Linked DNA regions of Homo sapiens: region 2 is linked to region 1. A link is a contact called in ENCODE POLR2A ChIA-PET data. All regions are on one chromosome and are shown on one strand. The core of a region is the stretch at or near the end of the contact, and the rest is flanking DNA. Distances in the headings are between cores, read along the strand shown. Region 1 has its middle 26 kb from the start of FAM110C. Region 2 has its middle 23 kb from the start of FAM110C.

Region 1 (6,155 bases), core at 1,586-4,085:
TACTTGAACCTTTGGGCGAAGGGGTGTCTAGGAAAGTGGAGCCTGTGAGTCAAAAGCAAAATGACTTGTCCAGAGAAGTGTGACAAGTTCCATATTCTTTCTATGCCAAACTTGAATAGGAATCACCAAAGGAAAGAGCAGGATCCTGGAGCCAGGGCCTTGGATTTCACCCGCTGGCAATGGGAATGTTCACTGGGAATTTTGGGGGGCAAAACGTGAAAGTGTTTTCTCTTAGCTCCAATTCTCTCTGTCTCTCTGTCTCTTCCTGTCCCTCTCTCTCTCCCTTATCTTTAATTTTTCTATTATTCTAAGAAAACACAGATGTCTCAGATGTGGGGATTAGCAGCCTGCCTCTTTCTGGATGACTTCAGGGGAGCACTTTGGCCTCTGTAAGCTTATTTACAATAATTCATGAATCTTGCAAAAAAAAGTCATGGTAGCAGAGGTTAGAAAATCTCCTAGTATTTCTTCTGATACTTTGAATTTATGATTAATATATTTAGTCTTCATCTTCTGAAAAGTTACCAGTTGCACAGTGAGGACCATAAAGGGAGTCTGTTTCGGTGGTTTCTGGCTGCAACAGTCAGTGGTTTTGCAGCAATAGCATTGCATGTGGGTTTTAGGCTGATGATGCTCAACAGTGGACAATCCTTTTCACCTGCCTTGGCTGCACTGCCCACCCTTCCATACAGTGCGGGGTCACAGCTGAATTCCCCAAGATACCTTGCAGGATGTCGGCTTCTGAACTTTCAGGTGTCTTCCAGGTGAAGGCTTGGTCTCATAGCCTTTGTGGCTTCCTCCAGGTAACACTTGGTTTTTTGACCTAACCCTGGTATTTGTGTGGCACACGTGTGAATGTGTGAATGTGCTCCCTGTGGCAGTGCTGAGGAAGGGCTCAGTCATCACAGATGCGAAAAGGCAGTGTGCTCTTTTCCAACATCTCCAGTCTTGTATTATTTTTACCCATCAGCCCATTTAAAAAAGAAACACAAAAAGCCTCCTGTTAGAATTAAATCCCCTCTGAAGATAATGGGTATTTTTAAAATCTTTAATTTTGTTTATAGTCACATTTGCTCCCAGTGCCTGCCAGGATCCACTAGAGGGCAGAGACACCCGTGTGTATTTGGCTGGGTCTCACTCCTGAGAGAGGAGACCTTCCTCTGGACCAGGTACCAAGACAGACCCTAATTGGAAAATGTTGTCTTCTAAGGAAAGATGCAGCACCCACTAGAAAGGAAAACACCAGAAAGTTTTAAAAAGGAAAAACCAAGGGAAGCCGAGGAGCTTCTTGATAGGGGACACAGCAGAGGCCACCCAGCTGGGGTGAATCTCCACAGTTCCCCAACGGGACGGCGGGTGGGAGCCCCAAGTCACTGGCCCCTGCAGCATGGGGGCAGCTGCTGAGTGGTAATCAAAACAGACACCCTGCCCTCCCGCAGCCAAACTCCAGTGCCAGGCCCAGCGGCAGCAAATAAGAAAACCTCGGTTTCTCTACCTGCATCAGCTACACGGTGCTCACACACGGGAGGCATCAGCCAGTTTTCTCAATTAAAGAGGTAGAAACAAAATGTGTCTTCACTACTTTTTGAATTTACCATGTTATCTAAAGTTTTAATTTAATTGAATGAATAAACTCCCTATGCATCTGGACACATGCAGGAAAATTCACAAACATTTCAAACCAAAACAGAGTATTTTGCCAAAAGATAATTTCTTTGATACGTGAATGTCACTTTTTTCTATCTTTTAGTGATTTCAGTGTAATGAAATTGGGAAGTCTGTGCCTCTAAAAGACTTTTTTAAGAGCATGGTATTTCTCCATTTTGAAAAAAATAGTTGGCAAAATATCTTCTACTGTAGGTAGAAGTTAATTGGCTGAGAGTAATAAACAGAAGATTAAAAAACGACCTTTATCCCTGCTATTCTGTCAAGGGCTACAGTGAATTACACACCCCGGCATGGGTTTGCACGCCACGTGCTGGAAGCCAGCAGTCATGCAGGCCATGCTCTCCCACACTTAGAAAAAAAGCCCATGAGAAAGAGTTCCGTCAAGTTCACACAGAATCACCTCCAGCAAGACCTGGAAAAAGCTCAGTTCCACAAAATACCTGTGTCCAAATACTTTGAGTGCACAGCTCTGGCATCAGGTTCCTCTGAGGACAGGCTCTGAGATGGATTTCTGGATGGAAGCTGCTGCCGGAGGAGACAATGCCACTGCAGATGGCTCATGCTGCTCCCATGCTGCAGGGGCCAGTAACTTGGGGCTCCCACCCGCCGTCCTGTTGGGGAACTGCGGAGATTCACCCCAGCTGGGTGGACTCTGCTGTGTCCCCTGTCAAGAAGCTCCTCGGCTTCCCTTGGTTTTTCCTTTTTGAAACACTCTGGTGTTTTCCTCTCTGGTGGGGGCTGCATCTCACCTTAGAAGACAACATTTTCCAATTAGGGGCTGTCTTGGTAGCTGGTCCAGAGGAAGGTCTCCTCTCTCGGGAGTGAGGCCTGGCCAAGTAACTCCAGCCAGAACTCTCACTGAGTGGAGCTGGATCTGCCCTGTTCTCCTCCCATCCTCGTGCTGACTGTGAAAATCCATCCGTGCCCTATGCAAAGTCCTGCATCTTGGACTGTAAAATGGCAAAAGCCAAATTTAAAACAGATGGTTATATTGACTCTATGAGGAAAAGAAAGTTCTAAGGTAGACAATTGGTAAGCAAACAATTATGTGTAACTTGTTAGAACACTAGGGTGTAGTTTATTCGTCTCACTGATTATTTTCTGTTTAACAGGCTGGCTAAGAGCCAGAGGGAGAGAAGGCTGGCTGGGAATTGAGAGGCATGAGGTCACCTCAGTCCCAACATTTCCATGTAAACGATGATGCAAGGTGGGCTGATGGCAGGAGTCCCTGGAAATTCTCACAATCTCAGCTCTTAACTTCTGTAAAATATTATGTCATTTAGGATCTCTTTAACAAATAACGTTTTTTCTAATTTCAAAAGTGTATATTCTCTTTGGAGGATCTTTGGTAAATATAAAATGAGTTATAAGAGAGAGAAAAATTATTCACAATTTTATCACTCAAATTTTGATAATTATATTCCTGCATTTTTAATGAAATGTAGAAATTTTAGATTATACTATACATAAAATGTTGTTTCTGTTTTTTCATCCAATATTAGATAATAAACGTTTTACGTGGCATAAACTATATATGTAAATCAGCTATTTCCAAACCTGGATGCTTGATTTAACCCTCCTTATACCGTTAGCCATTTAAATGATTTCTCCTTTATCCTATGAATAACACTTCCACCAGTTATTATTCTTATATATAGCTCATTCAATCACGCATAATCTTGTTGAACATTTACTTACAATTTAATTGCATACTACCTGAGTGGATTGTGGTTATATGTTTATATGCTTATTCCAAATATAGTGCTAAGATTAGCATTAGAGACAGGAAAATATTCACAGGTTTTGAAACCAGAAGGAGCCAAACACAAATCCACGATCCAGCTCTGCATACTCTCACCCAGCCTTAGTTTTCTTACACAGAGAATGAAGACAATACTATTTGCCTTGTGGCATCTCTGTGAAGTTAAAGGAGACATCGATTGTACACACAGCACTGCATGGGCGGCGGGAGGCTGGGCCCCTACCAGCTCTAAGGACAATCACCATTGGATGCTCCACGATCCTACTCTCAGGAGGCTCGTATGCCATATGCCATGTGAGTGTCACTTACCCGGTGAACACATACTTGTTTATTATAAATTACTCCCGTGCTGTTTTCTTTGTTTTACATGTTCACAAATCTGTTTAAAAAGGTACAATTATGAAATTAAAAGTTAACTAAAGGGGGATGTTTTAATTATCTCTGAAATTTAAACCCCCAAATCCAGGTAATAAAGCAAGGAAATGTCTTACAGCCCAACACTTGCCATCAATACTTTTTCGATGTTAGTGGGCAGGGGAGGGTAGTGAAAGTGAAGGAATCAGAGCTCTGATGGGTGCACATTGTCTTCCCTACAAATCCATTTCTTGTCCAGCTTTCCTTCCTCTTTGGGGCTGCTCTATCCTTTTCTGCACATTTGAACTCCTCCGCTGTGGGCCATTCTCATTTGCTTTACTTCCTAGTCTGAATTCCATGGGACCTGCATTTAAGAGGAGAGGGGAACCACTTTGGGACTGGAGGAAGTTCACCTTATGCCATATGCCTGCCTCCTTCCTCTACAGTGAACGGTCTCTGGTGTCCCTGGGTGTTCAGTTTCTTTCCACTCATGCGTTACTGACTGTTCAGGTGGCAAATGGCCCATGACCTTTATGGTACTTAAGGGAAAATAATTAAAAGCTGTGTTTCTTTTTTAGTTAACTTTTATTTTAGGTTTGGGGGTACATGGGTGGGTTTGTTATACGGGTAAACACGTGCCACAGGAGTTTGTTGTACATGTTATTTCATCATCCAGGTATTAAGCCCAGTACCCAATAGTTATCTTTTCTGTTTCTCTCCCTTCTCCCGCCCTCCCCCCTCAAGCAGACCCCAGTGTCTGATGTTTCCTTCTTTGAGTTCACACGTTCTTATCATTTAGCTCACACTTGTAAGTGAGAACATGTATTATTTGGTTTTCTGTTCCTGTGTTAGTTTGCTAAGGATGATACCCTTCGGTTTTATCCATATTAATGCAAAAGGCATAATCTCGTTCTTTTTTGTGGCTGCATAGTATTCCATGGTGTATATGTAGCACATTTTCTTTATCCAACCTGTGATTGATGGGCATTTGGGTTGATTCTATGTCTTTGCTATTGTGAATAGTGCTACAGTGAACATTTGCATGCATGTGTCTTCATGGTAGAATGATTTATATTTGTCTGGGTATATACCCAGTAATGGGATTGCTAGGTCAAATGGTAGTTCTGCTTTTAGCTCTTTGAGGAATCACCATACTGTTTTCCACCATGGTTGAACTAACTTACACTCCCACCAACAGTGTATAAATGTTTACTTTTCCCTGTAACTTTGCCAGCATCTGTTATTTTTTGACTTTTTAGTAATAGCCATTCTGATTGGTGTGAGATGGTGCCTCACTGTGGTTTTGATGAGCATTTCTCTAGTAATCAGTGATCTAGAGCTTTTTTCCATATGCTTGTTTGCCACATGTTTGTCTTCTTTTAAGAAGTGTCTCTTCATGTCCTTGGCCCACTTTTTAATGGGGTTTTCTCTTGTAAATTTGTTTAAGTTCCTTATAGATGCTGGATATTAGAACTTTATCAGATGCATAGTTTGTAAATATTTTCTCCCATTCTGTAAGTTGCCTGTTTACTTTGCTGATAGCTTCTTTTGCTATGCAGAAGCTCTTTAATTTAATTAGATCCCACTTGTCAATTTTTGCTTTCATTGTGATTATTTTGGGTGTCTTTGTCATGAAATCTTTGCCTGTTCCTGTGTCCAGGATGGTATTGCCTAGGTTGTCTTCCAGGGTTTTTATAGTTCTGGGTTTTACACCAAAACTTTTAGTTTTGGTCTTTAATCCATTCTGAGTTGATTTTTGTGTATGGTCTAAGAAAAAGGTCCAGCTTCAATCTTCATCACATGGCTAGCCAGCTATCCCAGCACCATTTATTGAATAGGGAATCTTTTCCCCATTGCTTGCTTTTGTCAGAAAAGCTGTGTTTCTAAGACTTTGCCCAACATCCTTTAACTTTTGACCACATCTCTCCCCCAGTCAATAGGCTCCAGGTAATGGGACAGGATTCTGGGAAATAAAGAGCTGACCCTGAGACAACGCAAGTGAACACAGGCAAGCTGCTGCATAAGTAAACAAAATGTGTGTCTTTCATTAAATATTAAACAATGATAGACTGAGTATGTAAGCATGTTACCATCACAGGTGTGGAAGTGCCTAACTGTGACTTAAATTTTAGAGCCTCAGATTTTAGATCTGGAAGAGCCATGGGTTTCAATCCATGCTGGGAGAGGCTCAAGGTTACTCTGGAGAAACACGTAGTTTGGGGAGGCTGGAGACTGAGGGGTAGGCTCTCATTCCCCAGCTCCTTCAATGAGTCTGATCTATTTCATAATTCAGTTATTGGAAAATGATTCAAACAACTCAACCCAATTCCCTGTTATTTGGTCAAAGCCATCAGTCCTCATGCTTCTTGCC
Region 2 (6,395 bases), core at 1,454-3,953, 49 kb after region 1:
CAGCAATGAACATCCTGAAAACTCCCGCTTACCCGTGTGTCACACACAGAACACCAATGAACGTCCTGCAAAACTCCTGCTCACCAGTGTCACGAACAGAACACCAATGAACATCCTCCAAAGCTCCCGCTCACCCGTGTGTCACACACAGAACAGCAACGAATGTCCTGCAAAGCTCCCGCTCACCCATGTGTCACACTGAAAACCAATGAACGTCCTGTAAAACTCCCGCTCACCTGTGTGTCACACACAGAACACCAATGAACGTGCTGCAAAACTCCCGCTCACCCGTGCGTGTCACACACAGAGAACACCAATGACCGTCCTGCAAAACTCCCGCTCACCTGTGTGTCACACAAAGAACAGCAATGAACGTCCTGCAAAACTCCCGCTCACCCGTGTGTCACACACAGAGAACAGCAATGAACATCTTGCAAAAATGCCACTCACCCCTGTGTCACACACAGAGAACACCAATGAACGTCCTGTAAAACTCCTTCTCACCCGTGTGTCACACACAGAACACCAGTGTACATCCTGTAAAACTCCCGCTCACCCGTGTGTCACACACAGAACACCAATGAATGTCCTGCAAAACTCCCGCTCACCCGTGTGTCACACACAGAACAGCAATGAACGTCCTGCAAAACTCCCGCTCACCCCTGTGTCACATACACAACACCACTGAACATCCTGCAAAACTCCCGCTCACCCGTGAGTCACGCAGAGAACACCAATGAACGGCTGCAAAACTCCCGCTCACCCGTGCATGTCACACACAGAGAACAGCAATGAACGTCCTGCAAAACTCCCGCTCACCTGTGTGTCACACAAAGAACAGCAATGAACGTCCTGCAAAACTTCCGCTCACCCGTGTGTCACACACAGAGAACAGCAATGAACGTCCTGCAAAAATGCCACTCACCCCTGGTCACACACAGAACACCAATGAACGTCCTGTAAAACTCCCGCTCACCCGTGTGTCACGCAGAGAACACCAATGAACGTGCTGCAAAACTCCCGCTCACCCCTGTGTCACGCACAGGACAGCAATGAACGTCCTGCAAAACTCCCGCTCACCCATGTGTCACACACGGAGAACAGCAATGAACGTCCTGCAAAACTCCCGCTCACCTGTGTGTCACACAAAGAACAGCAATGAACGTCCTGCAAAACTTCCGCTCACCCGTGTGTCACACACAGAGAACAGCAATGAACGTCCTGCAAAAATGCCACTCACCCCTGGTCACACACAGAACAGCAATGAACGTCCTGCAAAACTCCCGCTCACCCGTGTGTCACACACAGAGAACAGCAATGAACGTCCTGCAAAACTCCCGCTCACCTGTGTGTCACACAAAGAACAGCAATGAACGTCCTGCAAAACTCCCGCTCACCCATGTGTCACACACGGAGAACAGCAATGAACGTCCTGCAAAACTCCCGCTCACCTGTGTGTCACACAAAGAACAGCAATGAACGTCCTGCAAAACTCCCGCTCACCTGTGTGTCACACACAGAGAACAGCAATGAACGTCCTGCAAAACTCCCGCTCACCTGTGTGTCACACACAGAGAACAGCAATGAACATCCTGCAAAAATGCCACTCACCCCTGTGTCACACACAGAACACCAAAGAACGTCCTGTAAAACTCCCGCTCACCCGTGCGTGTCACACACAGAGAACACCAATGAATGTCCTGCAAAACTCCCGCTCATCTGTGTGTCACACAAAGAACAGCAATGAACGTCCTGCAAAACTCCCGCTCACCTGTGTGTCACACACAGAGAACAGCAATGAACATCCTGCAAAAATGCCACTCACCCCTGTGTCACACACAGAGAACACCAATGAACGTCCTGTAAAACTCCTTCTCACCCGTGTGTCACACACAGAACACCAATGTATGTCCTGTAAAACTCCCACTCACCCGTGTGTCACACACAGAGAACAGCAATGAATGTCCAGCAAAACTCCTTCTCACCCATGTGTCACACAGAGAACACCAATGAACATCCTGTAAAACTCCTTCTCACCTGTGTGTCACACAGAGAACACCAATGTATGTCCTGTAAAACTCCCACTCACCCGTGTGTCACACACAGAGAACAGCAATGAATGTCCAGCAAAACTCCTTCTCACCCATGTGTCACACACAGAACAGCAATGAACGTCCTGCAAAACTCTGACTCAGAGGACCTTGTCCAAAAAGAACAACATAACTCAACAAAATGCCTTTTTTAGTGTTTAAAAAAGTTGAAAAGAGATGAAATATTTATTAAATTTTTATTAATAAATATGAATGGTGGCTACATTTTCTGTATTTTATGTCTGCATTGCTCACAACAGAGAGAAACATCATTGTAACTCATCTTAATGGTGAAAATATCAGCATTCCTTTCTCCAGCTGACCAAAATATCTCTGCTTTAATTTAAGCCTGATTCTTCTTGTTAATTTTCACAAACTCATGGAAAAACTGATCATTTTCCCCTTTATAAAAATGTATTACAATAATAATGAGAAAACACTTCCTTTTAATAATTTCCTTTAACTTTTTTTGTTTTATTATTTACTTAGCACTTTGAATCACTCCCATCACTTTTTCTGAACTTTCACTAGCTTTCTATTCTCTTTCACGTAATTACCCCAAGGCACCTTTGAAGTTCATCAGAAAAAAAAAAAAAAAAAGGGAAAAGAGACTTCCTGGTACAAAAGAAGCTGCTGAGTCATTTTCCCCGGAACAGAAAACACCAGGATTGTGCGGAAGTCAGGGCTCCGGAGGCACCTGCCCTCAGCAGGGCCAGGGCCACTGGAGAGTGGAGATCCCACACACCTGCCTGAGGTTGCTTTGGGCCCTATGAGGGGCAGTCCAAGAAGCTCCTCGTGTGGAAACATTATCTCATGGTTACCCAGTGGGCACCGAAGCAAGCCAAATCTTTGGTCCACACACAAAGACTCCTTAGGAAAATTATGGGAAGCTGGTCAAAATGATAAAGTAGCACAATTGTTCCTTCTTCACAGGAACCTGGTGTTCTTAATCTTAACACTTCAAATGGTGACATTTTAACCCAGGTGGAGGAAAACATTGGTGTCAAACTGCAGTCACATGTTTGTAATTCTCTCTATAAAACTTTAAAGGCATTGTGTGCATGTTAATCTTCAATAAATGTGATTTATATAGGCAGTTGGCAGTCATACGTTACCTGAACTTGTTCTGACAGGACAGATGAGGTTTCTGGAGCCTAAGGACCTACATCAACAAACCTAATTGTTTTGCCCATGGCTTTTCCAATAAATGAAGGCACTATTGGGAAAAGGGCGATGGCTTGGCGTATTTACTGTGGGTGGTTGAGTGACACGCAGCCTGTGTGATTTAGCGGGAGCTTAATGGTGTCACATGTAAGAAACACTGCAGTCCCCTCTGAATCAAAAGGACTAGGAAGTTTCCAAAACCAACGACTAAGAACTGGTTATTAATTAAACAGGAACCTAATTAATAAATTACCTATAAAAGGTGTATTTTTAGAAATCATTACAATGTAATAATTTATTTTGTACTTTAGAAGGAAGTTTATTGGCTTTGAGCTAATTTTTTCTGGGCAATCTAGACATTGACAGACCATGGAGAAGTAGCCACATGGATGCATTGGCTGTAATTTCTGACCACATATAGCAGGCTCTGATTATGAATTAATGCAAGGTTTTGGAAAAGACAATGGTTTTAAAGCCGATGGTCTCGGGCTAAAGCCTGGCCCTGTCACTTACTTGTTAAACGGACTGATGAAACTTAATAACTCTTCATCAGTACCGTTCAGATGATTGGACTTTCCCCACATGGTTCTATAGGGATTGACAAGGACCATATGTGGAAAAGTTTCTGATATAGTTGGTAGTTTCTTTGCTTTCTCCCTTTATTTTCAGCTATCTTCTTTCCCTCGATTCTGAAACCTTGAGATTCCTAAGCTAGCAAGTGTGTTTGAAAGCAGCTAAGGGTATAGGCAGCACATTTCTGGCAATCTCCACAGTGGTATTTAGGAGAGAACTTTACCTGTGTGGTAGCTTGGAGTCCTTGAACTCCACTACTCACCAACTACATTGTTTTCCAAGAAAGTCTATAGGAAGATTTTCTAAAGTAATCAATTGATATTCCAGTTGTGCAGATGAGCACTTACTTTTGTTCTTAAAACTCCATCTCTCGTGCTGTAGGGTTCCCTTGGGCTCCATGGTGAGAAACTTGCATCCATGCACTGTGAAGGAGCCACGTCAATCAATGAGAATTATTCTCCCTACTAGAGAAGATAAGAGTTAAATAATGCATGAGGAAACTCCTTGCCAGCCATTTTAATTTCTAGAGAAACTAAGAATGTGTACTGTGGAGGAACGTCTGCATCCATGGTGCAGTCCTGCAGGTCTCACTGTACCTGTGCCCATTGCCCTGTGGTTTTGCAATTCCTCTCATTTAAGAGTTGAAGGCCCCTTCCCTACCCTGAAGCTCAGCTTGGTCATAAGACTCATGGTGGCCAGAAGGACGTTAGCAGACTTGGATCAAGCAGAGGCCTGAGGAAGCTCTCGTAGGTTTGTGTTGCCTCTCTTGCTTCTCTGCAATCCTGAGAACATGCCCAGACTAACTTAATCAAGGGATGGGAGAGGCATGTGCATGTGAGCACCACATGGAGCACAGCCAGCTGTCTTAGCCAAGATCATAGCAGACAAGTCTGCAGACAGCTGACTCCCAACCAAGTAGTGATCCCAGCAGGATCGCAGAGCTTCCACCCAATCTGAGGCTGACCACAGACACCTGAGTGAGCCCATTACCAGCTGAACAGACAGTAGAGTGCAATCTTAGATTATAATTGTTTTAAGCCACTGGGTTTTGAGGTAGTCTATTTTGCAGCATTATTGGGTGAATAGATAGCTGATACATGTACTTTAACAATATAAAAACATAAAGAATCCAAAATAGACTAGAGGACAATTATCCTGAGATGATTCATCATAGGATGAATCATAAAAACCATAAGCTTCTCTGAGGTCTGCAAATCCTTCCACAGAATGTTCTTTGTAGAGAGAGGCATACCTGTGCAGTAGCTTCAGGTACACTCTTCAGAATTCTTTCTATTGTAGGAGCTAGAAAGACTGCCAAATGAACAACTTAGAACACCCTCCTTCTCAATCATAGATATTTGAGGTAAGGATAAAGAATCCTGACACGCTGTGGTTAAGATCTTGTCTACGTATAACTACACTTCAGAAGTCACCACTTGCTTTTTTTGTTAATCATTATTGTAGGCAGGATAATAGCCCCTCAAAGATGCCCACATCCTATTCCCTGGAGCTTAAGAATATGTCACCTCATATGGCAAAAGAGACTTGCAGATGTGATTAAGAACCTTGAGATGGGAGATCACCCTGGGTTGTTGGGTGGCCTCAACATCATCACATGAGTCCTCACAAGAGGATGGCAGGAGGGTCAGAGTCAGAAGGAGATGTCAGGATAAAAGCGGAGGTCAGAGAAGAGAAAGGATACCATGGTAGTGGCTTTGATGATGGAGGAGAGGCTGTGAGCCAGGAAATTTGGGCAGTCTCTAGAAGCTGGAAGAGGCCCACTGGGAGATTCTTCCCAGAGCCTCAGAAGGAATGCAGTCCTGTGGACCCTTTTGGACTTCTGACCTCCAGAGCTCTCAGATAATACGTTTGTGTTCCTTTAAGTGACAAAGTACGTGGTAATTTATTACAGAAACAGTAGAAAACTAATACAACCTGCATCCATATACTCTGGTATTTGTAATATGAACTCTGAACTTCCTTGAAGAGCCAAGGCCTTGCCTAAACACTGCTGAGAGATTCGACCATACCTCAGCCATGCTTCCAGAACTGTTCTCGGCTGTGTCCCCTAAGCGACCCCGCCATAATGAGTCCACTCAACAAATCCAACGCTGCGAAACTGCAAAATGTACTCAGTCCCAACCCACAACCATAAATGTTTTTAATAATCTTCCGTTCACTCCCTCCATCATTTTCTATTCCACACAGCCCTCTCTTTTGGTTCCCCATTGTACCCCAACCCCTTTTTTTGTTCCCCCTTTCTCACTTCCTCATGGCCCCGTATTGGTTCCTCTCTGTTGTCCATTTAGAAACCCCAGTTACCTTCATCTTAGCTGGGGTTGAGCTCGGTGTTTCCTGGAGTCTCTTTCCCCTTTTGCAGTAGTCTAAATAAAATCTGTCTTGCTACCTTTAACATGTGTCTGGTGTTGTTTCTCTTTGACAGTAAACAATTTCGTTAAAAAAGGATACTCCATCCAATTCTCCTACGTAGTAATAGAATAACACCAAACTAATGCCTGGTTTTCATAAATCCTCCCTGAAAATACATTTGTCATCTTAGCTGTGTCA

The links. ChIA-PET counts read pairs that join two places held with the same protein, here RNA polymerase II (POLR2A).
Region 2: POLR2A ChIA-PET joins it to region 1 with 13 read pairs in PC-9. The contact joins two enhancer-like sites. POLR2A ChIA-PET finds 5 or more read pairs at or near these places in 4 of 52 experiments (H1, MCF 10A, PC-9 and 1 more).

The regions. Positions count from the first base shown.
Region 1 is chr2:17,741-23,895 of GRCh38, forward strand. No RefSeq gene overlaps it. Among named protein-coding and RNA genes, the nearest start is that of FAM110C, 26 kb to the right of the region's middle. Within about 2 kb of position 2,836, at least 4 of the 41 ENCODE cell types and tissues checked have a DNase peak (open chromatin) inside an H3K27ac peak, as active enhancers do.
Region 2 is chr2:66,793-73,187 of GRCh38, forward strand. No RefSeq gene overlaps it. Among named protein-coding and RNA genes, the nearest start is that of FAM110C, 23 kb to the left of the region's middle. RefSeq lists an enhancer at 947-1,448. Within about 2 kb of position 2,704, at least 7 of the 41 ENCODE cell types and tissues checked have a DNase peak (open chromatin) inside an H3K27ac peak, as active enhancers do.